Linked DNA regions of Homo sapiens: region 2 is linked to region 1. Evidence: read pairs that join two places in POLR2A ChIA-PET (ENCODE). Cell type or tissue: CD4-positive, alpha-beta T cell. All regions are shown on one strand. Each heading gives the region's core, and the rest is flanking DNA. Links, peaks and the distances in the headings are about the cores only.

Region 1 (15,458 bases), core at 4,108-8,107:
AAAAGAGTTAAGAAAAGTGAACAGGGCCTAAGGGATGCAAATCAAGCATAAAAACATAAATATTGTGAGAGTGTCCAAAAAAAGAAGGGATAGAAAAGGAAACTGAATGAATACTTGAAGAAATAATGATTGAAAACTTCCTAAATTTCATGAGAAACACGAGTATAAATATCCAAGGAACTCAAACATTTCAAAAAAGATTAATTTAAAGAAAACTTCACCAAAACACATTACAATCAAATTTGAAACTCAAAGACAAAAAAAAGAACCTTGGAGGCAGCAAGAGAGAAGTGATTCATCACGCAGAAGTGATCTTCAGTAAGATTATTAGCAGATTTCTGATCAGAAATTTTGGAGGCGAGAAGGCAGTGGATTTAAATATTCAAAGTGCTAAAAGAAAGACAATGTCAACCAAGAAGCCCTTGTTTGGAAAACTGTCCTCTAAAAGTGAGAAGGAGATTGGGCATTGTGGCTCACACCTGTAGTGCTGGCACTTTGGGAATATGAGGCAGGTGGATCATTTGAGTCCAGGGGTTTGAGACTAGCCCTGGCAATGCAGTGAAATCCTGTTTCTACAAAATAGAAAAAAATTAGCCAGGCATGGTGGCATGCCCCTGTAGTCCCAGCTACTCAGGATGCTGAAGTGGGAGGATTACTTGAGCCTGGGAGGTCAAGGTTGCCATGAGACATGATTGTGCCACTGCACAACAGTCTGGGTGACATGGGAGTCAGGCAGAGTAAAAAGAAAGGATGCTAGACAACAACTTGAAGCCTTATGAAGAAGTAAAGAGCTCATTAAAGGTAAATACATGTCTAATTATAACAGCTAGTATTATTGCAACAACCATATGTAACTCCATTTTTAATTTATATTTTACATTTTTTAAAAAGCAATTGTAAGAATAAGTGCTAGTATTTTTGTAACTTTTGCTAGTAAGTTTACGTTTTGTTTTCTACATAATTTAAGACACTAATAAATTTTTAAAAATTGTTAGGTTTACATTTTGAGGCACAAAGTATATAAAGATGTGGTTTTATGACATCAATGAAAATGGGTGGGACACATTATAAAGAGGCAGTTTTTGTATGTTTTTCATGTGAAGCTGGTATAAATTTAAATGAGTATTATAACTTTGGAATGTTACCATACTTTAGGATGTTAACCACAAAGAAAATAGTTAAGGAATATGTACAAGAACAAATTAGAATGGAATTTAAACATTTTATTATAAAAAATAACATCATAAAAATAAACACTAATGTAGAAAATTAGGGCCAAAAAAAGCTATAATGCATATGTGAAACAAGTAGCAAAATGACAGAGGTAAGTCTTTCTTATTAGTAATTACTTTAAACATAAACAGATTAAACTCTCCAATTAAAAGGGAGAGATTGCTGAATGGACAAAAAATATGGTTAACCAGGTGCTATCTACAGAAACTCACTTTAGATCCAAAAACACACGTAGATTGAAATATATTAATAGGAAGAAAAAAATGTTCCAAGGAATAGTAACCTTCATCCCTGAGAAGTCTGAGGAGAAAAAAAGAAATAAGTGATCAAGTAAGAGCAGAGATGCAGTTAGACCACAAAGCAATGTACTAATATCAGACAAAACAGATTTTAAATAAAAAAGGCTATAAAAGATAAAGAAGGACATCATATTTTAAGGAAAGACTCCATAGAGGAAGAAGACATAACAATTATAAATGTTAATAAATATTTTTTTACCTAATGACATATCTTCAAAATACATGAGGCAGAAACAGAAAATTGAAGGAGAAATAGATAATTCTGCAATAATAGTTGGAGACTTTAATACTACACTCTCAATAAGTTATAGAACCAGAGAAAAGATAAATAAGAAAATAGAGAACAACACAATAAACAAGTAGATCCAAAAGACATGCAGAATACTCTACCCAACAATAGAGGAAAATCAAGGAAACAAAAAGCTGGTTCTCTGAAAAGATGAAAGAAATGGACAAATCTTTAGATAATAAGACTAAGTAAACAAGAGAAAAGTCCCAAATGCCTAAAATTAGAAATCAAAATAAGGACTTTAATACTGATTTTACGGAAATTGAAATGATTATGTGAGTATTATAAACAACCTTTGCCAACAAATTGGATAACCTAAATCAAATAAAAAATTTCTAGAAACAAAATTTCCCAAAACTAAGCCACAAAGAAATAGAAAGTCTGGATAGATCTATAATGAGGTAAGAAGATCAAATCAGTAATCAAAAATATTTTGACAAAGAAAAACTCCAGACCCGATGGCTTCCTGCACAAATCCTAGGAAACACTGAAAGAATAATACCAATGTGTTTCAAGCTTTTTCCAAAAACTGAAGGGAAAGAAACTTTCTAGTTCATTCTATGAGGTCGACACTACCCTGATATCAAAACCAGATTATAAGGACACTACCAGAAAGGAAAACTACACATTAATATCTTATAAACATTAATGCAAAAATCCTCAATAGAATACCAGCAAATCAAAATCAGCATTTCAAAAGGGTTATACACTGTACCCATAACCAAAAGGGATTCATTTTTAGAATGCCAGGATGTTTCAACACGTGAAAACTAGGGTAGCAATCCCATTACTGGTATATATCCCAGTGAAAATAAATCATTCTACCAAAAAGACACATGCACATGTATGTTCATCACAGCACTATTCACAGTGGCAAAGACATGGAATCAACCTAGGTGCCCATCCACAGTGAATTGGATAAAGAAAATATGATACATTTACAGCATAGAATACTATGCAGCTGTCAAAAAGACTGAAGTTGTGTTTTTTGCAGCAAATGGATGGAGCTGGCAGACATAATCTTAAGTGAATTAATGCAAAAACAGAAAGCAAGAAGCCACAAGTTCTCACTTACAAGTGAGAGCTAAACATTGAGTACACAGGGATACAAAGGAGGTAACAACAGACACCAAGACCTACTTGGGGGTGGAAGGTGAGTGGAGAGTCAGGATCAAGAAACTACCTATCAGCTACTATGCCTATTAATTGAGTGACAAAATAATGTATACAGCGAACCCCAACAACAGGCAATTTACCCATGCAACAAACATCCACATGTACCCCCTTGAACCTAAAATGAAAGTTGCAAAGATAAAAGGAGTTTAAGGTATTTCACTAGATTAACAGAACAAGGTGGGGAAATCCATGATCATTTCAATGGATGCACAAAAAAGCATTGTAAAGAATTCATTTCCCTTTCATGATAAAAACATTCAACCACTGAGGAAGAGAAGAAAACTACCTCAACATAATAAAAGCCCTATATGAAAAACACACAGCAAACATAATATTCAATGGTGAAGGAGTGAAAGTGTTTCCTCTAATACGTGAATCGAGGCAAGGATGCCCTCTTAAGGCACTTAGTTACAGCAGTTAGTTCAATAATAATAATAATAAATATGTTGGGTACAGTGGCTCACACCTGTAATCCCAGTACTTAGGGAGGCTGAGAAAGGAGGATCGCTTGAGCCCAGGATTTTGAGACCAGCCCCGGCAACATGGTAAAAATGTCGTCTCTACAAAAAGTACAAAATCCTCAGATGGGAGGATCACCTGAGCCGGAGGAGGCTGGGGCTGCAGTGAGGTGTAATCACATCACTACACTCCAGCCTGGGCAACACAGTGAGAATGTGCCTCCAAAAGTTAATTAAATAAATAAAAATAAAGAAATAAATAATAAGGCATCCAATTTGGGAGAAAAAAGTAAAATGATCTCTATTTTCCAGATGGTATCTTATACGTAAAAAAAGACCTAATGACTCCACAAAAGCACTGTTAGAGCTAATAATTAAATTCAGCAAAGCAACACACACTAAGTTCATACAAAAAATTAGTTGGATTTCTATATAGTAACAATGAATAATTTGAAAAGAAAATTACAAAAACAAGTCCACAAACATTAGAATAAAATAAAATACTATTTTATTTCATTAATTTTAATAGCTAAATAAAATACTTAGGTATTTAAGATATTTAGGTATTTTAATATTTAATACTAACTACTTAGGTATTTTATATACTAACTACTTAGGTATTTAAAATACTTAGGTATTTTATATACTAATTACTTACATATTTAAAATATTTAAGTATTTTATTTAGGTAGTAACTCAACCAAGAAGATGAAGGACTTATTCGGGGAAAACTATGAAACATTGATGAAAGAAGTTAAAGCAGACATAAATAAATGGGAACATATCTTACATTCATAAATTGTAAGACTTAGTTCTATGAAGGTGTTAATACTACCCAAAGATCTACAGATTCAGTGTGATCCGTATAAAAATCTCAATAACTTTCTTTTGTAAATATGGAAAAACTAATATTAAAATTCATATAAAATGCAAGGGATGCTGAATAGTAGCCAACACAATCCGGAAAAAGAACAAAACTGAAGGACTCACACTTCCTGATTTCAAAACTTTCTACAAAGCTTTAGTAATCAAAACAACATGGTACTGGCATAAGACAGACATATGAGCCAATGGAATAGAAAGCCTAGAAATAAACCTTCACATAAATAGTTAGATAATTTTTGACAACATTATTCAATGGGAAGTAACGGCATTTTCAAAAAAGCACTGGAGAAACTGGAAATCTGCAAAAAAGTGAAGTTGGAACTTAACAAATGTTGCATGCAAAAATTAACTTAAAATGAATCAAAGATCTAAACATAAGATCTAACTATAAAACTTTTAGAAGAAAACATAGGGCAGAGCTTCACGACATTGGATGTGGCAATGATTTCTTGGATATGACACTATAGGCACAGGCAATGGTGTCTCATGCCTGTAATCCCAGTGCTTTGGGAGGTCGAGGCTGGAGATTGCTTGAGTTCAGGAGTTCAAGAGCAGACTCGGTAACACAGTGAGACCCTATCCCTATAAAAAATTTAAAAAGTAGCTGGATGTGGTGGCACATGCCTATAGTCACAGCTACTGGGGAGGCTGAGTCAAGAGAATCACCTGAGCCCAGGAGTCTGAGGCTGCAGTGAGCCATGATCATGCCACTGCACTCCAGCTTCAGCGACAGAGCAAAACCCAATCTCCAAAAAAATAAAAATTAAAATAAGGCACCCCCCAGAATGAAGGGCTTGAAGAGAGCTTTCTTCAAAAAGATATAAAAATGGCCAATAGGCACATAAACAGGTACTCAGCATCACTATTAATGAAATGGAAATAAAACTACAATGAGCTATTTCTTCACATGTATTACAATAGCTACTATAATATAAAATAAAAACAGAAAATAAGTGTTGGTGAGAATGTGGAGAAATTGAAATTTTGTGCATTGTTGGGTAAAATGGTAAAGCCATTATGGAAAACAATATAGTGATTCCTCAAAAAAAAAAAAATAAAATTACAATTTGCTCCAGCAGTTCCTCTTCTGGATATATACTTAAACAATTAAAAGCAGAATCTTGATGAAATAGTTGTATACACTAGTGTTCACAGCAGCATTATTCACAATAACTAAAATGTGGAAGCAATCCAAATGTTTATTGATGAATAGATAGCAAAATATAGTATATGCACAATAGAACCAGCCTTAACTTAGCCTTAAAAAGGAGGGAAATTCTGCACTATGCCATAGCACAGATGAACCTTGATGATATTATGCTAAGTGAAATAAGCCAGTCACAAAGACACAGTGTATTATTCCATGTGTAGGCAAATATATGATTCCACTTCCAGGAGATATAGTCATGCACTGCATAATGACATTTTGGTCAACAGTGGATCCCACATCATATTATAATACCATATTTTTACTGTATCTTTTCCTTTTTTTTTTTTTTTAAGATGGAATCTCACTCTGTCACCCAGACTGGAATACAGTGGTTCAATCTCAGCTCACTGCAATCTCCTCGTCTTGGGTTCAAGCGATTCTCCTGCTTCAGCCTCCTGAGCAGCTAGAATTACAGGTGCATGCCGCCACACCCAGCTAAATTTTGTATTTTTAATAGCACGGGGTTTCACCATGTTGGCCAGGATGGTCTCGATCTCCTGACCTTGTGATCCGCCAGCCTCAGCCTCCCAAATTGCTGGGATTACAGGCATAAGCCACTGTGCCCAGCATGCTGTATCTTTTCTATGTTTAGATACACAAATACTATTGTGTTACAGCTGGCTACAGTAAAGTACAGTAATACAGAAAAGTACAGTTACTTTTCTGTATTAGGCCATTTTTGCATTGCTATAAAAGAATGCCTGAGGCTCAGTAATTTGTGAAGAAAAGAGATGTGTGTGTGTGTGTGTGTGTGATGGAGTCTTGCTGTGTCGCTGAGGCTGGAGTGCAGTGGCATGATCTCGGCTCACTGCAATCTCTGCCTCCCAGGTTTAAGCGATTTTTCTGCTTCAGCCTCCCAAGTAGCTGGAATTACAGGTGCACACCACCATGCCTGGCTAATTTTTGTATTTTTAGTGGAGACAGGTTTCACCATGTTGGTCAGGCTGGTCTCAAACTCCTGACCTCGTGATCCACCCACCTAGGCCTCCTGAAGTACTGGGATTATAGGATTACAGGCATGAGCCACCGGGGCCAGGCCAAGAAAAGATATTTAATTGGCTCAGAGTTCTGCAGCTGTGCAATCATGTCAATGGTATCTACTCACTCTAGTTTGAACCTCAGGGAAGTTTTACTCATGGCAGAAGATGAAGCGGGAGTAGGCACATCACATGGTGAGAGTGGCAGTAAAAGAAGTTGAGAGAGGGTGCCACAAAGTTTTACACAACCAGATCTCATGAGAAATCATTATCATAAGGACACCACCAAGAGGATAGTGCTAAATCATTCATGAATCAATCATTTCCCATCAGGCCCCACCTCTAACATTATGGATTACATCTCAACATGAGATTTGGCAGGAAAAAATATCCAAACTATATTAAGGAATATTGTCAGGTTATATTCATATCAGATTGTTTCAGTAGTAGTTGAGACAAAAAAAAGTAGGCTTAAGATGAGTACACACATACAGCAGATCACTTGGAGAGTCCTGAAATGTGATTCTTGCAGTTTGGAGTTTCAGGAGACTGGTATCAGAGTCTGAGAAAGCTAAAGTGGATAGGAGGATCACCTGAACCCGGGGCTGGGGACAGAGGTTGCAGTGAGCCGAGATGACACCATTGCACTCCAGCCTGGCAACAGAGCAAGACTCCGAATCAGAAAGAAAAAATCATGAGAAAATTTGTGGCAAATAAATGGCAAAGGAATTCCTGATACTTTTTGCAAGAGATTCTGTTCTCCCTTAAATTCCTGCAGGTGACTATCCATTGCACAGCAGGAAGTGGAGACATAGGACTAGGACCCTAAAGAAAGCTTTCTCAAAGAAACTTGGAGGCTGTTATGTAAGCCTGAGACTTACGATTTAGTTTTCTGATTTACTAAGTGATAATTAACCTGAAGTCAAACAGCAAATGTAGAATGAGGGCCCAGGAGTACTTCAGCCTGAAAGAATACTTCGTATCAGCCAGGACACAATATCTGCAGAGCTTTGATTTTCTCCCTCAATGGTGAACCACAGGCAGAGTTCTTTTAGCCAAATTTGTCTCGTGTTCTTGACAAGCTGGACATTCCCAAATTTTTGCTGTCTGGATGTGTGATATCTAGACCTGAGCTTCCCAAAGAGAATGTCATCACTATGTGCTGGGAATATATTATAGTTGTGTCATAAAATACTGATCATTATATGTTTGTTTGTTTGTTTTTTATTTTTTATTTTTATTTTTTTATTGATCATTCTTGAGTGTTTCTCGCAAAGGGGGATTTGGCAGGGTCACAGGACAATAGTGGAGGGAAGGTCAGCAGATAAACAAGTGAACAAAGGTCTCTGGTTTTCCTAGGCAGATGACCCTGCGGCCTTCCGCAGTGTTTGTGTCCCTGGGTACTTGAGATTAGGGAGCGGTGATGACTCTTAATGAGCATGCTGCCTTCAAGCATCTGTTTAACAAAGCACATCTTGCACGATCCTTAATCCATTCAACCCTGAGTGGACACAGCACATGTTTCAGAGAGCACAGGGTTGGGGGTAAGGTCACAGATCAACAGGATCCCAAGGCAGAAGAATTTTTCTTAGCACAGAACAAAATGAAAAGTCTCCCATGTCTACCTCTTTCTACACAGACACGGCAACCATCCGATTTCTCAATCTTTCCCCACCTTTCCCCGCTTTCGATTCCACAAAACCGCCATTGTCATCATGGCCCGTTCTCAATGAGCTGTTGAGTACACCTCCCAGACGGGGTGGTGGCCGGGCAGAGGGGCTCCTCACTTCCCAGGAGGGGCGGCCGGGCAGAGGCTCCCCTCACCTCCAGGACAGGGCGGCTGGCCGGGCGGGGGCTGACCCCCCCACCTCCCTCCGGGACGGGGCGGCTGCCGGGCGGGGGGCTGACCCCACCACCTCCCTCCCGGAGTGGGTGGCTGCCGGGCGGAGACGCTCCTCACTTCTCAGACGGTGTGGCTGCCGGGCGGAGGGGCTCCTCACTTCTCAGACGGGGCGGTTGCCAGGCAGAGGGTCTCCTCACTTCTCAGACGGGGCGGCCGGGCAGAGACGCTCATCACATCCCAGACGGGATGGCAGGGCAGAGGCGCTCCTCACATCTCAGACGATGGGCGGCCTGGCAGAGACGCTCCTCACTTTCCAGACTGGGCAGCCAGGCAGAGGGGCTCCTCACATCCCAGATGATGGGCGGCCAGGCGGAGAGGCTCCTCACTTCCTAGACGGGGTGGGGGCCGGGCAGAGGCTGCAATCTCGGCACTTTGGGAGGCCAAGGCAGGCTGCTGGGAGGTGGAGGTTGTAGCGAGCCGAGATCACGCCACTGCACTCCAGCCTGGGCACCATTGAGCACTGAGTGAACCAGACTCCGTCTGCCATCCCGGCACCTCGGGAGGCCGAGGCTGGCGGATCACTCGCGGTTAGGAGCTGGAGACCAGGCTGGCCAACACAGCAAAACCCCGTTTCCACCAAAAAAATACGAAAACCAGTCAGGCGTGGCGGCGCGCGCCTGCAATCGCAGGCACTCAGCAGGCTGAGGCAGGAGAATCAGGCAGGGAGGGTGCAGTGAGCCGAGATGGCAGCAGTACAGTCCAGCTTTGGCTCGGCATCAGAGGGAGACTGTGGAAAGAGAGGGAGAGGGAGACTGTGGGGAGAGGGAGAGGGAGAGGGGCAGGGGGAGGGGGAGGGAGAGGTATATGTTTGTTAAGTGGTGGTAAAACTGCATAAAATTGACCATTTGAATCATTTAAAGTGTATAATTCAGTGGCATTAAAGACATTCACATTGTTATGCAATGATCACCACTATCTATTTCCAGAAATTTTTCATCACCCAAACTGAAACTCTGTACACATTAAACACTAACTCTGTACAATATTAACCTCTCACTTAGTCCTTGGCATTCTGTCTCCTACTTTCTATCTCTTATGATTTTGACTCCCCTATGTACTTCACATATGTGAAAACCTGCAGTATTTGTCTTTTTGTGACTGGCTTGTTTTACTTAGCCTAATGTTACCAAGGCTGTTGCGTGATGTAGTATGTGTCAGATTTTCCTTCCTTGTTAAGGCTGAATAATGTTCTAATGTATGCTATACTATATTTTGTTTATCCATTCTTCTGACATGGCCACTTGGATTGCTTCTACATTTAGGCTACTGTGACATAATGCGCTATGAAGTATCTCTTCAAGTGCCTGCTTTCAATTCTTTCAGGTATATATATCCAGAAGTGAAATTGCTGGATCATATGGTAATTGTATTTTTAATTTTTCTGAGACATTATCATGCTGTTTTCCATAGCACCTGCACCAGTTTACATTTTTCACCAATAGTACATGACTCTTTCTTATTTCTCTATATCCTTCCCAGCACTTATTTTTCATTGTTTTGATAATACCTGTCTTAATGGAGATGTAAACTGGTATATTATTGTGGTTTTATTAGCGCTTCTCTTTTTTTTTTTTTTTTTTTTTTTTTTTTTTTTTTTTTTTTTTTTTTAGACAGAGTTTTGTTCTTGTTGCCCAGGCTGGAGTGCAGCAGCATGATCCTGGCTCACTGCAACCTCCACCTCCTAGGTTAAAGCAATTCTGCCTCAGCTTCTCTGGGATTACAGCTGCGTGCCACCGCACCTAGCTAATTTTCTTTTCTTTTTTGTAAGACAGAGTCTTTCTCTGTTACCCAGGCTGCAGTGCAGTGGCATAATCTCGGCTCACTGCAACCTCCACCTCCCAGGTTCAAGTGATTCTCCCGCCTCAGCCTCCTGAGTAGCTGGGACTACAGGCATGTGCCACCACACCTAGCTAATTTTTTGTACTTTTAGCAGAGACTGAGTTTCACCATGTTAGCCCAGATGGTCTCGATCTCCTTACCTCATGACCTGCCCACCTTGACCTCCCAAAGTGCTGGGTGAGCCACCGCACCTGTCCTAATTTTTGTATTTTTAGTAGGGAAAGATTTTCACCATGTTGTCCAAGCTGATCTCGAACTCCTGACCTCAGGTGATCCTGCTGCCTCAGCCCTGCAAAGTGCTGTGATTACAAGTGTGAGCCATCACACCTGGCTATTTGCATTTCTCTAGTGCTGAGTTATGTTGAGCAGCTTTTGAAAAGCTAATGATTGTATATTTTATAATAGCTTCTTTTGCAAGTTTTATACCAGTTTGATACTTAATATCTTTTCCAACATTTTATTAGCATAACTACATAACAAAAATAAAACTGTATCATTCACTTTATTTTAGGCAGTCCTTCATAGACCCTGACATATCCTTTGCAATTTACTCCAGTGAGATGTACAAATATTACCATTTCCTGAGTATGCTGCAGTGTGAAAAAGTTTGTGGAGTGATGATCTAGACTCTTTGCTGATCTTCTATGCTATATTCTTTCTTTGAATAGGATCAGAATATAATTACTGAGGGAACTGCTTTCTTTGACTCTCATGTTTCCCTGAGACTACCACTGAAAATGAACTGGGCTGCAGTTCCAATTTCTTACCTGAAAGCTCAAACCATCACCTCTTGAGCCGAATGAAGAGTGAAATGGATATCCAGAGTAATATGTGAGCTATTGCCAGCCTCACAATTCAAAATTTTCTAATTTTCCTTTGCACTATTCCTGCTAAAACCAAGGGATTGGTTCTGTTTCTCAGCCTATGTTACTTAGTTGAGGGGCATCAGCCTGCCGGAACTTGGGGCAGGTTCCAAAGAACAAGAATTACTAATCAGAAATGACCAACAACTTTGCTTCATCTCTTCTCTTTTAATTTTTGAAGGCAATATAGTGATGGTTCTTAAAATGTGGCACTATATAGCATCACTGAGAATTTAGAAATGCAAATTCTTATTTTCTATCCTAGACATACAGTATCATGGAAAATATGGGAGGACAGCAGGCAGCACTTGGTTCTTTATCAGACTTTTCAGGTGATCCTCATGTAACTAAAGTGTGAAAACTACTCTGGTAAAAAAAAATTGAAGGCTCTTTAAAGTACATATCAGTTTAGTTTTAACTCGTCAAATGCTGTTTCCCTAGATTTTTATTAGATTGCAACTTTCCCCACCATGAAGTTTTTGAGGCAGACAAAGCTATTGACCGGAGTAGCCAATGTTAGACAGGCCAGACTCCCTCATGGTCTTGTGCACTTCTAAGCAATCACTAGGTTTCTTCCTGGGATGTGTAGGTGGGGGAATCACTAATCTCTTAGTAAATTCAATCTCAAAAAAAAAAAACACACACACACAAATAAAGTTCTACAGTGAGTCTCTCTGAGAGAGAAAAGCAGAGTTTAGCTTTTCTCATTCTTCCTTCCTTTCCTCCTCTCTCTATTTCTTTTTCTTTTGTTATCAGGTGCAGAGATTCTTAATAACACTCTCCTGTTAATGAAATATTATCATGACTTGTGCACACCTGGCACCTTGTGGGTTTGTTTTCTCTTATCTCCATTTTCCACTTCCACTTCCTTGTCCCATATAGGTAAGCAATCATTTATATATACTTATTTTCATAAGTACTTCCAAAACAGCCATTATTTTGTAGGTATGCATTTTTATTTTAATGTAAATTTCATAGACATAATACTGTCAATGCAAAAAAGTGAACAAATCACAAACACATAGCTCTACAAATTTTCAGAGTAAACACCTCTTTGAAACCAGCACCCATGAGCCAGAAATGTGACACAACCAGAACTCCAAAAGACCCCCTCTGGCTACTCTTCCAGTTATTAATCCCAGGGATCACTAGCATTTTGACCTATAACAGCATAATTATTCTTTTTCATATTTATAAAATTTATTTTCTTTCTTCTTTTTCTTTCTTTTTTTTAAAAAAATAGATATAGGGTCTTGGTGTGTTGCCCAAGCTGGTCTCAAACTCCTGGGGCTCAAGTGAGCCTTTTAGAGTGCTGGGATTACTAGCATTAACCATTGAAACTTGTTCTGTAATTGAAGTTTCTATAGGGGTGTGTGTGTGTGTGTGTGTGTGTGTGTGTGTGTGCATGCTATGTGTGTGTGTCTGTGTGTGAGAGAGAGAGAGCAAGACAGAGAGAGTGTGGGAGAGAGACCGAGAGAGAGAGAGAGAGAGAGAGAGAGAGAGAGAAAGAGAAAGAGAGAGATTGGATCTGTGTCTATTCCCCAAATCTCAAGTTGAATTGTAATCCCCAATGTTGGAGGTGCGACATGGTGGGAGGTGACTGGATCATGATGGCAGTTTCTCTTATGAGATCTCTGGTTTTCTTGGTTTTGTTTTGTTTCTTTCTTTCTTTTTTTTTTTTTTAGATGAAGTTTCGCTCTGTTGCCCAACCTGCAATGCAGTGGCGCAATCTTGGCTCACTGCAACCTCCGCCTCCTGGGTTCAAGCAATTCTCCTGCCTCAGCCTCCCAAGTAGCTGGGACTACAGGCATGTGCCACCACGCCTGGCTAATTTTTGTATTTTTAGCAGAGACAGGTTTTCACCATGTTGCCCAGGCCGGTCTTGAACTCCTGATCTCGTGATCCACCTGGCTCAGCCTCCCAAAGTGCTGGGATTACAGGTGTGAGCCACTGCACCTGGCCGTGAGATCTGCTTTTGAAAAGAGTGTGGCAACTTCCCAGTCTCTTGCTCCTGGTCCAGCCATGTGAGATGCACCTGTTTCACTTTGCCTTCTGCCATGATTTTAAGTTTCCTGAGGCAGAAGTCGCTATGCTTACTGTACATCCTGTGGAACTGTGGACCAATTAAGCTTCCTTTCTTTATGAATTACCCAGTTGCACTTATACTTTATAGCAGTGTGAGAACAAACCAATACGGTATGTGTATTCCTGAGAATAAGAAAGTATTAGTTTGCAAAGAGAGTTTTGACTGCTCTTTTCCCTGTAATCCTCCCTAGCATAGGGAACCATGCTACTCAATTGCTTTGAACAAGGACTTCAAAAAGAAGCTGAACTCTGTTCTACAAAGAGATTTATGAGGAGGCTATGATACAAGATAACAATATACATCAGCAGTACCCAGTTATTTTGTCTTTGTAGTTTTATTAGAAAATAATTTCTTGGCTGGTAAAGTTCCTGCTGGTATACCTTGTTTCTCTGTGATTAGATCTGCCCACTCAAGTGTCTGCCCAGCAATCTGTAACAGTCTGGGGCTCAGAGAAAAACATGACAAAGTTCTTTGCAGTCAATTTACCATTTGTCCCACCCTTTCCCACCTTTGTAGCAAAAAAGCAATTTATTTGACATCTGGGAAGGTTTAAAATCCTGGCTTATCACGTATCTGTGTTTTGTTATTATTTTTTTCATTGTGGTAATATATGCATTAAAAAATTTACCTGTTCAACCTGTTTAAACTGTAGAATTCAGTGGCATTATGTACATTCACAACACGGTATGGACATATATTTTTAATTTACATAAATAGTACTGGATTACCTGTTTTATCTTATTTCTTACTGTATTTGTAAGAACAAAGCTTTTTTTGTTGTTTTTTGTTTGTTTGTTTGTTTTTGAGACAGAGTTTTGTTCTTGTCACCCAAGCTGGAGTGCAGTGGTATGATCTCAGCTCACTGCAACCTCCACCTCCCAGCTTTAAGCAATTCTCCGGCCTTGGCCTCCCAAGTAGCTGGGATTACAGGCACCCGCCAACACGTCTCACTAATTTTTTGTATTTTTAGTAGAGGCGGGGTTTCACTGTGGTAGGCAGGCTGGTCTCGAACTCCTGAGTTCAGCTGATCTGCTCACCTTGGCCTCCCAAAGTGCTGGGATTACAGGCATGAGCCACTGGGCCTGGTCAGAACTAAGTTTTAAAGATCAATTTCTTTTCCTATGTATATATCAAACCCATTGCTTCCAATTGTATTATGATATTCTGTGGTGCCCCCCCCCCCCAACATTGAACCCAACTAAACCTCTGAAGTGGACACAGAGACTGCCTCACAATCTCTGCTGCAACAAACCACACAGGAATAGGCCTCTTGTAAATGTCTCCATGGGCCTGTATAAATAGTTAGGTAGGATACACTCAAAAGAGACTGCTGGGTCATGCAGAATGCATGTGGTAAAACATTAAGTGCTGGCCAGGCGCGATGGCTCACACCTGTAATCCCAGCACTTTGGGAGGCTGAGACATCGTATCACAAGGTCAGGAGATCAAGACCAGCCTGGCCAACATAGTGAATCCTGTCTCTACTAAAAATACAAAAACTAGCTGGGCATGGTGGTGCACACCTGCAGTCCCAGCTACTTGGGAGCCTGAGGCAGGAGAATGGTCTGAACCCGGAAGGTAGGTGGAGATTGCAGTGAGCTAAGATTGCGTCGCTGCACTCCAGCCTGGGCAACAGAGTGAGACTCTGTCTCAAAAAACTAAAAATAAAAAATTAATAAGTGCTGTTAATTATACTTCTTCCTCCACTTTAACCCTGTTATCTCCTTCTTTTCCAAATCTGTGGCTTTTTTCCTTTAAATTTTTCTTATGCATCATCTCAGTCCATTAAATAAGATTGATAATTTGCTTATTTTAATATGTTGATTATTTTAATATGATAAATAAAACGATGATTTCCAAAAGATATCTATCTTCTAATCCTTAGAATGTGTTAATATGTAACCTTACAGTGTTAAAAGAATTTGGCATGTGTCATTAGATTAAGGACCTTAAAATGGAGAGGTATCCTGGTAGATCCATAGTCAATGTATTTAGAGCCAAGAATTTTTTTTTGAAGCAGATTCTTGCTCTGTCGCCCAGACTCGAGTGCAATGGCACAATCTCGGCTCATTGCAGCACTCTGATCCAAGATGAATGTGTTAAGATCAAGCGATTCTCCTGCCTTAGCCTCCCAGGTAGCTGGGACTACAGGCACATGCCACTATTCCCAGATAATTTTGTATTTTTAGTGGAGATGGGATTTCACCATGTTGCCCAGGCTGGTTTCAAACTCCTGACCT
Region 2 (15,458 bases), core at 4,735-8,734, 490 kb before region 1:
TTATGCCTAAGAATTGTGCTGTTAGTGGGAAAGTTGTTATGGGGATAAATTTTAGAAATTCAAAAACTATAACATACTGGCATTCTACAAATAAGACAGTGAAATAAGAAATAGAAAATAACAGAAAAATAGAGGAGGAGAAAAAGAAATGAGAAGATGAAATAGGAAAATAAGAAATTCTGCAAATAAGAAAACGAATGGTATTCTTGGGAGCAGTTTATTCCCTGTTGAGGTAGGAGTCTACAAATACCCCATTGGGGGATAGTAGAATGAACTATGGGAAATGGATTATATCTGGTGATATCAGTATGAACTCATGTTTGGATTAATGTATTTTTATATAGATAGCTATATATATATCTGTATATCCTTGTTCTGTCAGCCAAGATGAACTGAAGCAGTGATGCCACACTATTAGCAAGCACACCTACTGCCCGGATCTTTGTTACTAATACTATTCTCTAGTAAAAGGAACTAGTGCTCCTTGGAGAAGTGGCTGATTCTAGGACTGGTGCATAAGATGAGTCTTAAGTATTACTAACTCAAGAATTGCTTGGGGATATGGAGTGGGGGCACCATGTCATTTGGATGAAGATGTTTTTTAAATGTTTATGGTTATTCTTTATTTTAATATTTTCAGTGGATATATTTTTGTGGCTTAAAATAAATATAAAAAGCTAAAACAAAAGTTTTACTGTTTTCTGTCATAGTTCCCAAACCGCTTTGCTAATGAGAACACTTTTATATACTAATTTCTCTAAAAATTTTCAGAATTTAGGGTATTGAGGATATAAGAATGTATTTTGTTTTGTTTTGTTTTAAAGACTAAGTGAAATAAGCTGGGCTGGGCACGGTGGCTCACACCTGTAATCCCAGCACTTTGGGAGGCCGAGGCGGGCGGATCATGAGGTTAAGAGATCAAGACCATCCTGGCCAACATGGTGAAACCCCATCTCTACTAAAAATACAAAAATTAGCTGGTGGTAATGGCATGTGCCCTGTAATCCCAGCTACTCAGGAGGCTGAGGCAGGAGACTGTCTTGAACCCTGGAGGTGGAGGTTGCAATGAGCTCTCAAAAAATAAAAATAAAAAGCCAGGCAGAAAAGGACAAATGCTGTGATCTACCTATATGAAATATACAGAATAGACAAATTTAAAGATCTAAAGTAAAGGTTACCAGGGGCTGCAGTCAGAAGAGAATGGGGAGTTAGTAAAGTGACAGATTTTGTATTTCAAGTGGTGAAAAGGCTTTGAAAATAGTGATGATGGTTACACAACACTGTGAATGTACTTAAATGGTACACTTAAAAATAATAAAATGTGCTTTCAGAGGCTGAAGCAAGAGGATTGCTTGAGGCCAGGAGTTCGAGACCAGCCTGGGCTCAAATCTATGTATAGGTTTATGTATAAACCTTTTCATAAAGCAGCATGCTATACTGACTGTATTTCTTGTTTTTTGTTTTTTGGTTTGTTTTATAACTAGTGAAATAAACATCCCTTGACATTTACTATTTTTTTCTTCTTTTACCTTTAAGACTATAGGCACGTGCCACCATGCCCATCTGGTTTTTAAAACATTTTTGTAAAGATGGGGTCTTGTTATGTGGCACACGCAGGCCTCAAACTCCTGGCCTAAGGAAATCCTCTTGCCTCAACCTCCTAAGGCATATTTTATGTGCTTTTAAGTGTGCCATTTTAGTAGCATTAAGTACATTCACAGTATTGTGTAACTATTGCCACTGTTTGTTTCCATAACTTTTTTTATCATTCGTAATACAAAATCTGTACTTAATAAGTCTTCATTTTCTTCTGACTTCAGCTCGTGATATCCTTTGCTTTATGTCTTTGAATTTGTCTGTGTTGGGATACATCACACAAATGGATCATACAGTATTTATCTTTTTGTGTCTTGCTTATTTTACTTAGCTTTGAATCTTCAGGGTTCATTCACATTCTCACTTCATTATTTTTTGTGCCTGAACAATATTTTGTTATACTCATTCACATTTATATTTTTGCTTAGCAGTTCATCTGTAAATGAACGGCTGAATTATTTCCATATTTTGGCAATTGTGAATAATACTGCTATACACAGCGGTGTACAAGTATTTATGTGAGTCTTTGTTTTCATTTGGGTATGTATCTAGTGGAATTGCTGAGAAATATAATTTTGTTTAGTATTTTAAGGAACCACCAAGCTGTTTTGCACAGTATTTGTACCATTCTTAATGGCAATACACAAGGGTTCAAATTTCTCCACGGCCTTCATCCTGGTGATTGTGAAGTGATATTTCATTATTGTTTGATTTAGAGTACCCTTAAACTAATGGTTTTGAGCATCCTTTCATGTGCTTATTGGCCACATGTATAGCTTCTTGGAGAAATGTCTATTCAAATCCTTTGCCCTTTTTTGAATTGGTTGTGAGGGGTTTGGTTGTCAAATTGTAGGAGTTCTAAATATATTCTGAATATTAATCCCATTGCCAAATACATGATTTGCATATATTTTGTCCCACTTTGCTGTTTTCACTATTTTGATAGTGTCCTTTGATGTACAGAAGTTTTAATTTTGGAGAAGTCGAGTTTTTCTTTTTGTTACCTATGTTTTTAGTGTCAGGTTTAAGACATCACTGTGAAATCCAAGATGTGAAGACATCATGCAATTTTTTTTAAGAGTTTTACTATTCAAGCCTTACATTTAGGGCTTTGATTCATTTTCAGTTAATTTTTTATATGTAGTATAAAATAAGGACCAATTTTCATTATTTTCAATGTGGATATTGAATTTTTCAAGCACCATTTGTTTAGAACACTATTTTCCATTGACATGTTTTGGCACCTCTGGTGAAAATCAGTTTGCCATCTGTGTGGGCATTTTATTTCTGGGCTCTCTTTTATTGTTATACCAATACCGTATTGTTTCATTTACTATCATGTTTTAGTCTGTATGAACTTTGAATGTGCAAATTCTTCACTTCATTTTTTCAACAGTTATTTGGCTGTTTTTGGCCCTTTGCAATGTGAATTTTAGGATGAGTTTTTCATTTTCTGCAAATCAGTATGCAGTTTTCATAGGGATTGTTTTACATCCGTAAACTGCTTTGGAAAGTGCTGTCATTGCAAAAGTATCAGGAATTTCAGTTCATGAACACAGAATGTCTGTCATTCATTTGTGTCTTTAATTTCTTTTAGCATTTTTTGTAGTTTTCAGTGTACAGATATTTCACTTTTGGTACACTTGTTCCTTCAAAATTTTTTTCTTTTTAATCCTGTTAATAGAATTGTTTTCTTAATTTTCTTTTCAAATTGTTAATTGCTATGGTTAGTGTACAGTAATCCTTCTCATCCCCATACCCCTACAACTTCTCCATCAGCTTTACTTGTGGGAGACAATTTCAAGACTTTTCCTTAGGTTACCTGAAAACTCAAATAGTACTGGACACTATATATGGATCACGGTTTTCAAGCTGATAATCAAGATAGCAACTAAGTAAGAGACTTAGAAGCATGTACAGGGTGGGTACATATATATAATGCAGGTACGCTGGAAAAAGTGATGACTTAGTTCCCAGTGGCATGAATGTTGTGAGATTTGATAATGCTACTAAGAACAGCACATGGTTTACAACTTACAAATTGTTTTATTTCTGGATTTTTTTTATTTACTATTTTTGGACTTCATTTGCATGTGGGTAACTGAAACCATGGAAAGTGAAACTGCAGATAAGGAGGGACTAAAGTACAACTAATTTTTGAATGTTGATTTTGAATCTGGCAACTTTGCTGTGTGTGCATGTGTGTGTGTGTGTGTGTGTGGTTGTGTATGCTTAATAATTTTTTAATAGATCATATCATCTCAGGAAAATGAGCTTACTTGCTTTTCTGACTTGAATGCATTTTATTTCTTGTCTAATTGCTTAGCTAGAACTTTCATTACTAAGTTGAGTAGAAATGTGATTTTGGTTTCCTTTGTAGTTCTTGATATTACGGGAAGAGCTGTCAGTGTTTTCACTGACATTTTTGGAGGGCTTATCACATATGGCCTTTCTTACATTGAAGAATCTCCCTTCCATTTATAATTTTTGAGGTTTGGGTTTTTGTATTGTTGTGTTTTGGAGACAGGCTCTCATTCTGTCGCTCGGCTGAAGTGCAGTGACTCAATCTTGGCTCCCTGCAGCCTCCACCTCCCAGGTTCAAGCACTTCTCCTTCCTAACCCTCCTGAGTAGCTGAGATTACAAGATTACAGGTGTGTGACACTATGCCCGGTTAATTTTTATACTTTTTTGTAGAGATGGGGTCTCACCATGTTGGTCAGACTGGTCTTGAACTCCTGGGCTGAAGCGATCCACCCACCTCGGCCTTTCAAAGTGCTGGGATGACAGACATATGCCACCTCGCCAAGCCAATTTTTTCTGTTTAATCATGAAAAAGTGATACATTTTGTCATGCCCTCTGCCCCTGCTTTTTTGCATTGAGATGGTTAGCCATTTTTAATTGTAATTTTTTGCAGTTAAAATATTTTGAATGTTTTACTCTGTATTTTCTTTCCTTCTGATACTCCCCAGTGATCTCTAGTGCCCTATTTGAAAATGTGTTTTTTATGAATTTAAGTGCTTATATTTTACTTCATTTTTCATTACTTGTGACTTTTGCTTTCACCTGGTTTTGGTCAGTTTTGCTATTTGCATGTGTGTGTGAGAGAAAGAGAAAGAGAGAAAAATAGTGTTGTTTACCTCTCACTGTTTTCTCTGTCAGTTTTGGTTACATTTATTTTCAGTCCCAGTTTACACAGCATTGATTTAGTTATATTGCTCTGCCAATTTGTTACAATCATTAGTAGCTCTTGAAGTGGCACTCTATCATTTTGTTATTTTATTTTTAAAATGTTAAAGCTGCTTAGGCAGCTGAGATTATAAGTACAAGCCACTTTCTTACTGCATTGTTTAGCATGGTTTTGCTATGTATATTTCAGATTCAATATTTATTGGTTTTATTTTAGTTTGGAGGAGTTGAGTTTAACTTTATAACTGTAACAATAATAGGTTTTAGTTGTATTAGTACTTTGTGAGGTAGAGCTGTGCAAATGGTTTTACTTAGAAAATTGCTTATAACCTTAAATATTACAAACAGTTACTTTATATCTATGGAAAATGTAATGTCTTTAAAATTATAAATATTTCTAAAGAGTATTTTCCAGAACTGTATATTTTAAATTTTGAATTTAAATTTTAAGCACTGTTTTGATTCTGTACTTTTTGCTAAGAGCAGTAGTTTGTAAAGAATAGTGGTACTTGATCTATTAACAAATTACTGTTCTCTTTGAAAGTATTTCTAGGCTAATACTGCATTTTCTGATAGAATACTCCTGTAGCTTTATGAATGTTACTTAAATGAAGTTAGAGGTTGCAGTTTTTTTGTGGCATTTGAGATACAGATTTTTTTTAAATGTTGGAATATTTGGTTACACCTTGTTATATTTAATGTTAGTTTTTTTGCTGTAATCTGAAACATGGCTGGCCTGGGCAAAATAAATATTCAGTTAAAATATTAGCAATTTTTACTTTGTTACTTTTTTATGGTACTAGAAACTTCTTAAACATTATTAGTATGTAAATCTTCATTGCTAGCTATTTTAATAATATTGTAATATTACTTTATTTTTTATTATCACATTTATAATTTTTAATATTCATCATTACGTATTGATTTATTATTTGTTACTTATAAGTTAAGTATGGCCATGTATATATTGTTAAAATCAAGAGTATTTTTATTTTAATATTTATTTTTCTCTAAATATTCTTTTTCCTTTGCTCTTTAGAGGAAGTATCATTCTGCAAAGGAGGCATATGAACAACTTTTGCAGACAGAAAACCTTCCTGCACAAGTAAAAGCAACTGTATTGCAACAGTTAGGTACATGAAAACTTTTATTATACATTACATTAATTTGAAGAGATTTGCCTTTTGAGGTTCAATTTTTTTCCCTCTGCTTAGACATTTGTTTTCATTTAGAAGTCTATGGGTTAAGACTAAATGTGACATTTAATTATTACGTATTATTTTGAGGTAAAATTTTAAATAAATAATTTTATTACAGTAGTTCCCTGTTTTACCGGAGTTATATGTTCCATGATACTCTGGAAGCTGCCGATAGTTCCAAACCCTGTATTTTATTATGTTTTTCTAATCTTGTAGCTAAGATGACTACTAAGTGACTACTGTGTGGGTAGCATAGACAGTGTGGATACACTAGAGAGAGTAGGAGTAGCTGTAGTAGTTTGAGTTTTCATCATGCTACCCAGAGTGGCATGCAATTTAAAACTTATATTTTATTTCTGAGATTTTTCCATTAAATATTTTTTGGCACTGGGAGACTGAAACCATAGAAAGCAAAAATGAAGGTAATGGGGGACTACTGTATAAATGTTTTCTAAGTGTATTTTCATTGTTGATAAACATAGTATCAAGCACACTCCTTCTCACCATCTGTATAAAGATAGTCCTTAGTGCTGGCCAGGTCCCAGCACTGTCGGGGTCCAGCATGGTCAGATCACTTACGGTCAGGAGTTTGAGACCAGCCTGACCAACATGGTGAAACCCCCTCTCTACTAAAATACAAAAATTAGCCAGGCGTGGTGGCGTGCATTTGTAATCCCAGCTACATGGGGGGCTGAGGCAGGAGAATCACCTAAACCCAGGAGGCAGAGGCTGCAGTCAGCCGAGATTGCGCCACTGCACTCCAGCCTGGGAAACAGAACGAGACTCTGTCTCAGAACAAACAAACAAAGAAAAAAAACAAGGCCGGGCGCAGTGGCTCACGCCTGTAATCCCAGCACTTTGGGAGCCAAGGCAGGCGGATCACGAGGTCAGGAAATGGAGACTGTCCTGTCTAACACGGCGAAACACCATCTCTAGTAAAAAAAAAAAAAAAAAAAAATAGCCAGGCATTGTGGCGGGCACCTGTAGTCCCAGCTACTCGGGAGGCTGAGGCAGGAGACTGGCGTGAACCTGGGAGGCGGAGCTTGCAGTCAGCCGAAATCGCGCCACCGCACTCCAGCCTGGGCGACAGAGCGAGACTCCGTCTCAAAAAAAAAAAAAAAAAAAAAGATAGTGCTTACTGCAGCTAGTATTGGATTCTGGACTTCCCCTACTGCTTGACGACAGGATGAGGTTTGACTTAAGTAAATTAGATTAAGATTATCACACAGCTGGTAAGTGGATACTAAACTTGCTTTATAGTTGTATTGATACATGATCAATGGAAACATTTCACCTAAAATTTATAGAACATCTTAGTGGGTTTTCTTGTCAAAAATCTGTTACATTCTCATATTGAAGATAAGGTAATCTAGTGTTTGAAAGTAGTATAAAATAATATGTTATCATATAGAATATAGCAAGTCCCCTCCCCAGTAATTAATTTCGTTGCTTATTTATCTTGATTGTATTTGCTATTTGGGTTAATGTTTGTTGGTAGTCCTTCAGTACAGTTATTTTTTGGCTTTGGTCTAAGCAAATAAAATCCTAACTTTTACTCAAGTTGGTGGTAATATAAATTTTTTTTCTGTCACTGTTTTATCCACAATTTCAAAAGCAATTGGGCAGAGTTTTGCTTAGATGCTTTTGGAAAGCTAATTTTATACACTTGAATTAAGTCACAGCTGACAGACTGTTTTTGATTTGACTTGAGCATTTAGCATATATTATCTATTAGATTTCAATTGTTTATGTAGCTGTAGTTCATAATCTATTTATTAAACAAAAATCTGCGGCACACACTGTGTACCACTCTTATGGCTCTTTGAACCTAGTTTTCATTTTGCTTTTTCCATATAGCCTAGAAGTTTTGTTGTGATTGTTTATCTAATGCTGTGACATTAATAATGTTATTATTATAAATAAATAATGTCAGTAATGTATGAGGCCTTTTGTAAGTTGTTTAAAGTGTTACTTTGTATTATTTTGAGATTTTATAAAGGATTATATTTTAGGTAAAAGTCCGAAAGCAGCTATTAAAAAGAATATAAATGGGTGTGGTGGCTCCTGCCTGTAATCCCAGTACATTGTTGAGAGGCGGAGGTGTTCAGATAACTTGAGGCCAGGAGTTTGTGACCAGCCTACCCAACATGGTGAAATGCCGTCACTAATAAAAATGCAAAAATTAGCCAGGCATGGTGTCCCATTCCTGTAATCCCAACTACTTGAGGGGCTGAGACAGAAAAATCTCTTGAACATAGGATGCAGAGATTGTAGTGAACTGAGGTTGTGCCACTCCACTCCATCCTGGGCGATAGAGCGAGACTCCGTCTCAACAACAGCAGCAGAAGGAATGTAAATGAATTATCTTTGATTACATAAGCATTTTTTTATTCTTTGGATGTAAGCATGGGGTTGAAAGTTGTTTTTGAATTTCTCTCACTGCATGGTAACCTTTAAAGGACAGTAAATTTATCAATTTTATACTTAAAATTTATAACTTGCATTTTTTTCCAAACTAAATTTATAAAAGAGAATTTGATTTGTCATCTCCATGTCAATCCAGTTCCTAAAATCATTTAGTTATCTGTGTGTGCTTTAAGATCCCTTTTTAGCTTTGATTGTATCATTTTGTGTGAAATAAACTTCTCTAAACTTTGGTAGTTTTAAATTTTGGGAAAATGTGATCTAAGTTACATGAATAAATTACTGAAAAAGTAATTTGCTGTTTCCTGCATGATTTTCTTGAAACTGAAGAAGTAGAATGATGGGTAAATGCTTATAACTTCTTAATTATAGGTTGGATGCATCATAATATGGATCTAGTAGGAGACAAAGCCACAAAGGAAAGCTATGCTATTCAGTATCTCCAAAAGTCTTTGGAGGCAGATCCTAATTCTGGCCAATCGTGGTATTTTCTTGGAAGGTGAGATGAAATACTCGTGCTATCTAGAGTTTATTTGTAATGTAAAATCATTTGTAGATTTTATAAAATGTAATCTGAGAAGTGAAATTTTAAAAATAAACTCCCGGCTGGGCGGGGTGGCTCACGCCTATAATCCCAGCACTTTGGGAGGCCGAGGCGGGTGGATCACAAGGTCAGGAGATCGAGGCCATCCTGGCTAACATGGTAAAACTCCATCTCTACTAAAAATACAAACAATTAGCCGGGCGTGTTGGTGGGTGCCTATAGTCCCAGCTATTCAGGAGGCTGAGAAAGGAGAATGGCGTGAGCCCGGAGGCAGAGGTTGCAGTGAGCTGAGATCACACCCTTGCACTCCAGCCTAGGTGACAGAGCAAGACTCTGTCTCAAAATAAATAAATAAATTAATTAATTAATTAGTTCCCAATTAGTCTTTCAGTTGTCTGTGTAGCTGTAGTTATTAATCTAATTATTAAACAAAATCTGTGGTATCCACTGTATACTACTCCTATAGCTCTTCGAACCTACATTTTATTTTGCTTTTCCCATATAAACTTGAAGTTTTGTTGTGGTTATTTACTGCTGTTATAATCGTAATTTAATTAAAATTAAGATATAATTACATTTTTATTACAATATAATTAATGTTTAAAATATAATTTAAATATCCCCCTAATTAAAATAATTATATTTTTTATTTCACATTAAAATATAATTATATTATGTGCTTAGAAAATAAAAAGTTCCTAGGAGGTAAAAATAGATAGCTTTGAATTTAGTTGCTCTTATTGAGGTACTCTTCTTTTACTTACTACATTTTGTTTTCATGTTTTTCTTTTCTTTTTTTTTTTTTTTTTTGAGACACAGTCTTGCTCTGTTGCCCAGGCTGGAATGCAGTGGCATGATCTCGGCTCACTGCAACTTCTGCCTCCCGGGCTTAAGTGATTCTTGTGCCTCAGCCTCCTGAGTAGCTAGGACTACAGGGGTGTGCCACCACGCTCGGATGATTTTTGTGTTTAGTAGAGTTGTGATATCACCATCACATTTTCTTAATCTGAGTACAGTTATTGCTAGCTTTTAAAGAGTCTTAAAAGGGTTTTAAAGGGTACCATCACATAATAATCACCAATAGTTTTCAATTTAGTATTTAAATTGTATTTCCTTTGATATCTAGCGTTTTAAAAAATATTCAGCAAAACCCCAAGTTTTAATTTTATCTGTCAGTCATCAGTAGAAATTTGCTGTTTATAATCTTGGCTGGTGATTTTTTATATTAATATGGAAATATTTTTATTAATCATAGCTCTCAAATTACAGTGCTAGTGGAAATTCTAGAGGAAATGCATAAGTTATTATTGTTCGTTATGGTAGGAACATAAAAAATTTTTGGTAACCCAGACATTTTTTCTCCATATTTTTCTTACTTTGAATGTTGACTGTCTGAATTATACCTACTGGTATAATATTTATGTGTCTGATAGAATACATATTTGTACATGTACATGTTTTTTTAAATCACTAGATTGTAATTTAGTGTGTTGCAAAGATCAATGGATTGAAGACTCAGAAACCTGGGTTTTAAATCCTGGCTTTGCTGTTAACTGTGGAATCATTGATAGTCCATTTAAAACTGCTTGAGGCCAGGTATAGTGGTTCATGCCTGTAATCCCAGCACTTTGGGAGGCCAAGGTGGGCGGATAATTTGATGAAACCTCATCTCTACTAAAAATACAAAAATTAGGTGGGTGTGGTGAGCAGGCGACTATAATACCAGCTGCTCTGGAGACTGAGGCAGGAGAATCTCTTGAACACAGGAGACAGAGGCCGCAGTGAGCCAAAATCATGTCACTACACTTCAAACTAGGAGATAGAGACTCCATCTCAAAAATTAAAAAAATAAATAAACTACTTGACATCTCAATTTTTCTTAACTCTTGAGAGGATTCAATTATAACTGTCAGGCACCTTTTCAAAACAAGGTTATATCTTAATTTAATTGCTCTGATTTGTTTCAGTGGTAAATTTTGGTTTTTTTTTTTTTTACATAGGGTAGCTCATTTTGTGTAACTTTGACATGCAGACATGTTCAAATTTAGTTTTTCTGTTAACTTTGTGTACAATGTTTTTTTTTTTGAAAGGAAAGCATATTTATATTAAAGGGAGACTATTGTTAGGATTATTCCTTATTAAAAATATTGGTCTTCTGTTAATGATAAATAATAAAAATGAAGTTAATGCTTTGTGGTAAAGTTTTTGTAATGAAGAACTCTAGGGTTTATAAAATATTTGACCTTGGGTTGCTAGTAATACAAAACTTGAGAGTTCCAAACTTTGACTTGACCCACCACTCAAGTTCAGGAGAAGCTGAATCTTTTTTGTATCTGCATTGCACAACAAAGTGTTTTGAGCAACCTGGCTTTATTACTCAATGCAATAGTTTTGTTACTAAATAGAGCAAGTGAACTAAGTAGGATTTAGGCTTAGAGCCGGCACTGTTATATACTGTTAGCTTTTGCCTTAATACAGTAACATTAAAAGAGGTTAATTACCAAACGGAGCAGGTGTAAACATTGGTCTGTGGCCTTAAGTTTTATTATATTTGAGCAGTTCTTTTTACTATAAATAGAAAGACTGTGAACCAGGACATTTTTTGCTTTTTTTTTCAAGAATAAGATTCGTTGCATGTTTTGTTATAGTACTGGAATATCTCATTATTGTAAAGGATAGTTGTTATTGTTTACTTCTTGTAGCATTTTATAAGATAATGTAATGAAAGATGCTTAAGATTACAGTTTCAGGCTCATGTCTATAATCCTAGCACTTTGGGAGGCCAAAGAGGCTGGAATGCTTGAATTCAGAAGTCAAATACCATCCTGGGCAAAATAGCGAAACCCTGTCTGTACCCAAAATACCAAAATTAGCTGGGTGTGGTGGTGCCCGCCTATAGTCTCAGCTACTGGGAAGGCTGAGGTTGTGAGGAAGGAGGCTGGCTGCAGTGAGGTGTGATCATGCCACTACACACCAGCCTGGGTGACAAAGTGAGACCTGTCTCAAAAAAACAAAATGAAGGCCAGGTGCAGTAGCTCACACCTGTAATCCCAGCACTTAGGGAGGCCGAGGCGGGTGGATCATGAGGCCAGTAGTTGGAGACCAGCCTGGCCAATATGGTGAAACACTGTCTCTACTAAAAATACAAAAATTAGCTGGGCGTGGTGGTGCATGCCTGTAGTCCCAGCTGCTTGGGAGGCTGAGGCGGGAGAATCACCTGAACCCAGGGGCAGAGGTTACAGTGAGCTGAGATCTTGCCATTGCACTCCAGCCTGGGCAACAGAGTGAGACTCTATGTCAAAAAAAAAAAAGGAAGTAAAATTAGTTTCAATAATATACTTTTATAGCTCTGTAAGGAAAGTAGTATTGACAAAGGGCTTTCCCTGAGTCATATGAATTTAAGGCATTGGGGTGTGGTTTGGTTTTAATGTTTTTAGCTAAAATTTTCACAGAAAACTTTCTTGACTTCTCAGATGAAGGTAATTAACCTGCTTTGGTTTCATGGAAAATTTTTTCTTTGCTTTTACCTTTTTCAGTCTCATCTACTGCCTTCTGATTTAATGCTTCTAATGTGATTTGTGCTGAAAAAATGATGTGTTAAAAGTTATACTTTAAAAGTTATTAAAGCTCTGCATAAGGACATTGGGTGTTAGTAAAACACATAGGCATCTGATAATTTGTCATTATTTAGGGCTGTGTTGAATATTTATTTAGCTTTTCAATTGGATTGTACATATCAAAGTGAAATGGGGATGTAGTAATACATTTGTAATGACACTGGTTATTGCCTCACTTAAAATAGTCTCCTGGAGTCACAGAACTGTGTGTAATGTTAAATTTGGAAGAGATTAGGGGAATACCTTTGTTCACTCTTTCATTTTATAGATGTAGGAAGTAAGTCCAGAGGAATAAAATGTTTTCCTCAAGGTGACATGTAATTATTATCAGAGAAAGAGTTGCAACTCAAATATACCCTGTGCTTTTTGTATTACTCTAGATTACCACAGAGGAGCCTAGACATGTTGCATTAAAGGGAAAGTTTTTGGTGACTGGACTCAGACCTGTGTTTCAGTGCATTGGCTTTCTAGTTTGCACTTTTTGTAAATGGAATTGGAAAATGTTGGTCTGAGAAAATACTGCTTATTTCTTCCAGTATTAGCCAGATTTGTCTGATAATCTGAAATTGGTTTTAAGAAAATTTCTTTCTTTTCTATTCATATTCACATTCTTTCTGGTGTCTGTCGCTGTTACATTGTCATTAAGTATCTTCTTATCAACAACTCCCCTCCCCCACAACAGTTTGTATGCATCCTCTAAATATCTCTGTTTCAGTTACTGGCATTTCTTGTATTTCCCAGCCCATTAATGACTCATTCTGTAGACATGTTTCTACACCTCTCTTACATGCATCCTGTGTTCTTAAATCACTCTCTCATATGAGTAAATTCCAAATTAAAATCTCTGACTTTAAGTTAGCTTATAATTCGGTACCACATCTGGTTGTTTTTACTGAACATTACCAAAGTCCTCACATCACATCTAAATTAGCATTTTTAAAAACCTTCTTCATGGTGTTCTTTAGCAACTTTCCTGATTTGTGTGTGTGTTTTCTTTTGTTCATTTTTAAATGATAACTGCTGTTTTCCCAGTGAACCAGGCTTATAACAATTGCCCCCCCAACCCCTACTCTCTAATCACATCATCAAGTCTTTATTAATCCTTAAGTTTGATTATTTTTCCCCATCTTTTTCTGTCTTGCCATTTCTGTTATTTCCCCTATAGTTCTTTACCAGTGTCTAATATGGTTTTGTCGGTACACGTTTATTTTCATTTTAATCATATTACTTGCCCTTTAAAATACATATCTCAAGTTGATAGCCTAGATTTAAAAATTTCCATTTGTAGGTTGAGTAATATTTGCACATATTTTTCAAACCTATACGAAATGCCTCTTCTCATGTTTTCTGTTTTAATCTGTGGTTCCCAGCTGTTTGGGATACATAAGTTAGAAGAGATTGAGTGATCAACCTATAGTACCTGTACCAGTAAAGATATTGTAGGGTTTTTGCTGTTTTGTATCATTTAATGTCATAATAAAGTGAAATTATACAGATGGCTTCTTGGTAACATATGCACACACATAGAATTCCTCCATCATAAAGAATATAAAGTTAAAAACTTTATATGTAGAGAATTACATGTTGATCATTTTTACAATAGATTTACTTTTTTAAACAAATCACACAGATAACAAAGAATGATTGTTCTGAGTGTTACTAAGTGGAAGGGGACTATTAAATCCTAATATAAAAGTCATTATCAAAGGTACTTTTCTCTTTAGATTTAACTCTGTTCTTATAATGTAGGAAGCCTGCGTTCAAACTTGTGTAAATAGAGAGCTTTATGTTTAACCCTCAATATTATAGTATTGAAGAAATCTTCAATAGTTTCAGAAAAGTTTATTAATATAACGTACTAGCTCTTTCAAGACAGTATTTAACAGCAAGTTACAATAGAGATTAAAATAAATCATATAATGTACATCGACAATGTAAAATCATAAAGTACATCAGTAATCATATTTACACACATACTCATATGCTTGCCCATTTTTTCTTCTTTGGAATACAGTTCATCTTTTTGGCAAATAAATTATTAATGGAATTGTATTTATTTATATTTTTTCCTTTTAGGTGTTATTCAAGTATTGGGAAAGTTCAGGATGCCTTTATATCTTACAGGCAATCTATTGATAAATCAGAAGCAAGTGCAGATACATGGTGTTCAATAGGGTAAGGCTATATATATAAAAGCAGTAGAAGCTCGCTTGATACACTGGATGATTGAAACATCTAATATACTGTATAGTAATATAAAATTAACTGGCTGGATATAGTAGTTCATGCCTATAATCCCAGCACTTTGGGAAGCTGAGCCTGGTTGATCTCTTGAGTCTGGGGTTTCAAGACCAGCCTGAGCAATATGGTAACACTCTATTTCCATGAAAAAAATTTAAAAAAATAGCCAGGCATGGTGGCATGTCCTATAGGCCCAGGTACGCAGGAGTCTGAGGTGGGAGGGTTGCTTGAGCTGGGGAGGTCAAGGGTGTGGTGAGCCATGGAAATGCCACTTCACTCCAGCCTGGGAGACAGTGTGAGACACTGTCTGAAAACAACAGAAAAATAAACGAACGAAAGTAACCAGTAGTTTTTGACAGCATTCTTTTTCTTTCCAGTGTGTTGTATCAGCAGCAAAATCAGCCTATGGATGCTTTACAGGCATATATTTGTGCTGTACAATTGGACCATGGGCATGCCGCAGCCTGGATGGACCTAGGTACTCTCTATGAATCCTGCAATCAACCTCAAGATGCCATTAAATGCTACCTAAATGCAGCTAGAAGCAAACGTTGTAGTAATACCTCTACGCTTGCTGCAAGAATTAAATTTCTACAGGTAAAAATTTTAAATAGTATATTTTAAATGACACGTATATTCCTATAATAAT

The links. ChIA-PET counts read pairs that join two places held together with the same protein. Peaks named below come from ENCODE experiments on the same cell type or tissue, not always from the same donor. Only the 100,000 strongest peaks of a DNase experiment are listed, where the experiment ranks them.
Region 2: POLR2A ChIA-PET joins it to region 1 with 6 read pairs; 2 of 35 experiments call an interaction of 5 or more read pairs at or near these places.

What each region holds. Positions count from the first base shown.
Region 1 is chrY:12,871,865-12,887,322 of GRCh38, reverse strand. No RefSeq gene overlaps it. Among named protein-coding and RNA genes, the nearest start is that of DDX3Y, 25 kb to the left of the region's middle. In CD4-positive, alpha-beta T cell, for the core only: no CTCF peak of the experiment used is centred there; no DNase peak of the experiment used is centred there.
Region 2 is chrY:13,359,715-13,375,172 of GRCh38, reverse strand. It overlaps UTY (ubiquitously transcribed tetratricopeptide repeat containing, Y-linked), which reads left to right. Exons shown (of 30, transcript NM_001258249.2): 9 at 5,824-5,917; 10 at 8,780-8,906; 11 at 14,645-14,743; 12 at 15,187-15,406. Among named protein-coding and RNA genes, the nearest start is that of MIR12120, 110 kb to the left of the region's middle. In CD4-positive, alpha-beta T cell, for the core only: no CTCF peak of the experiment used is centred there; a DNase peak (open chromatin) is centred at 7,132.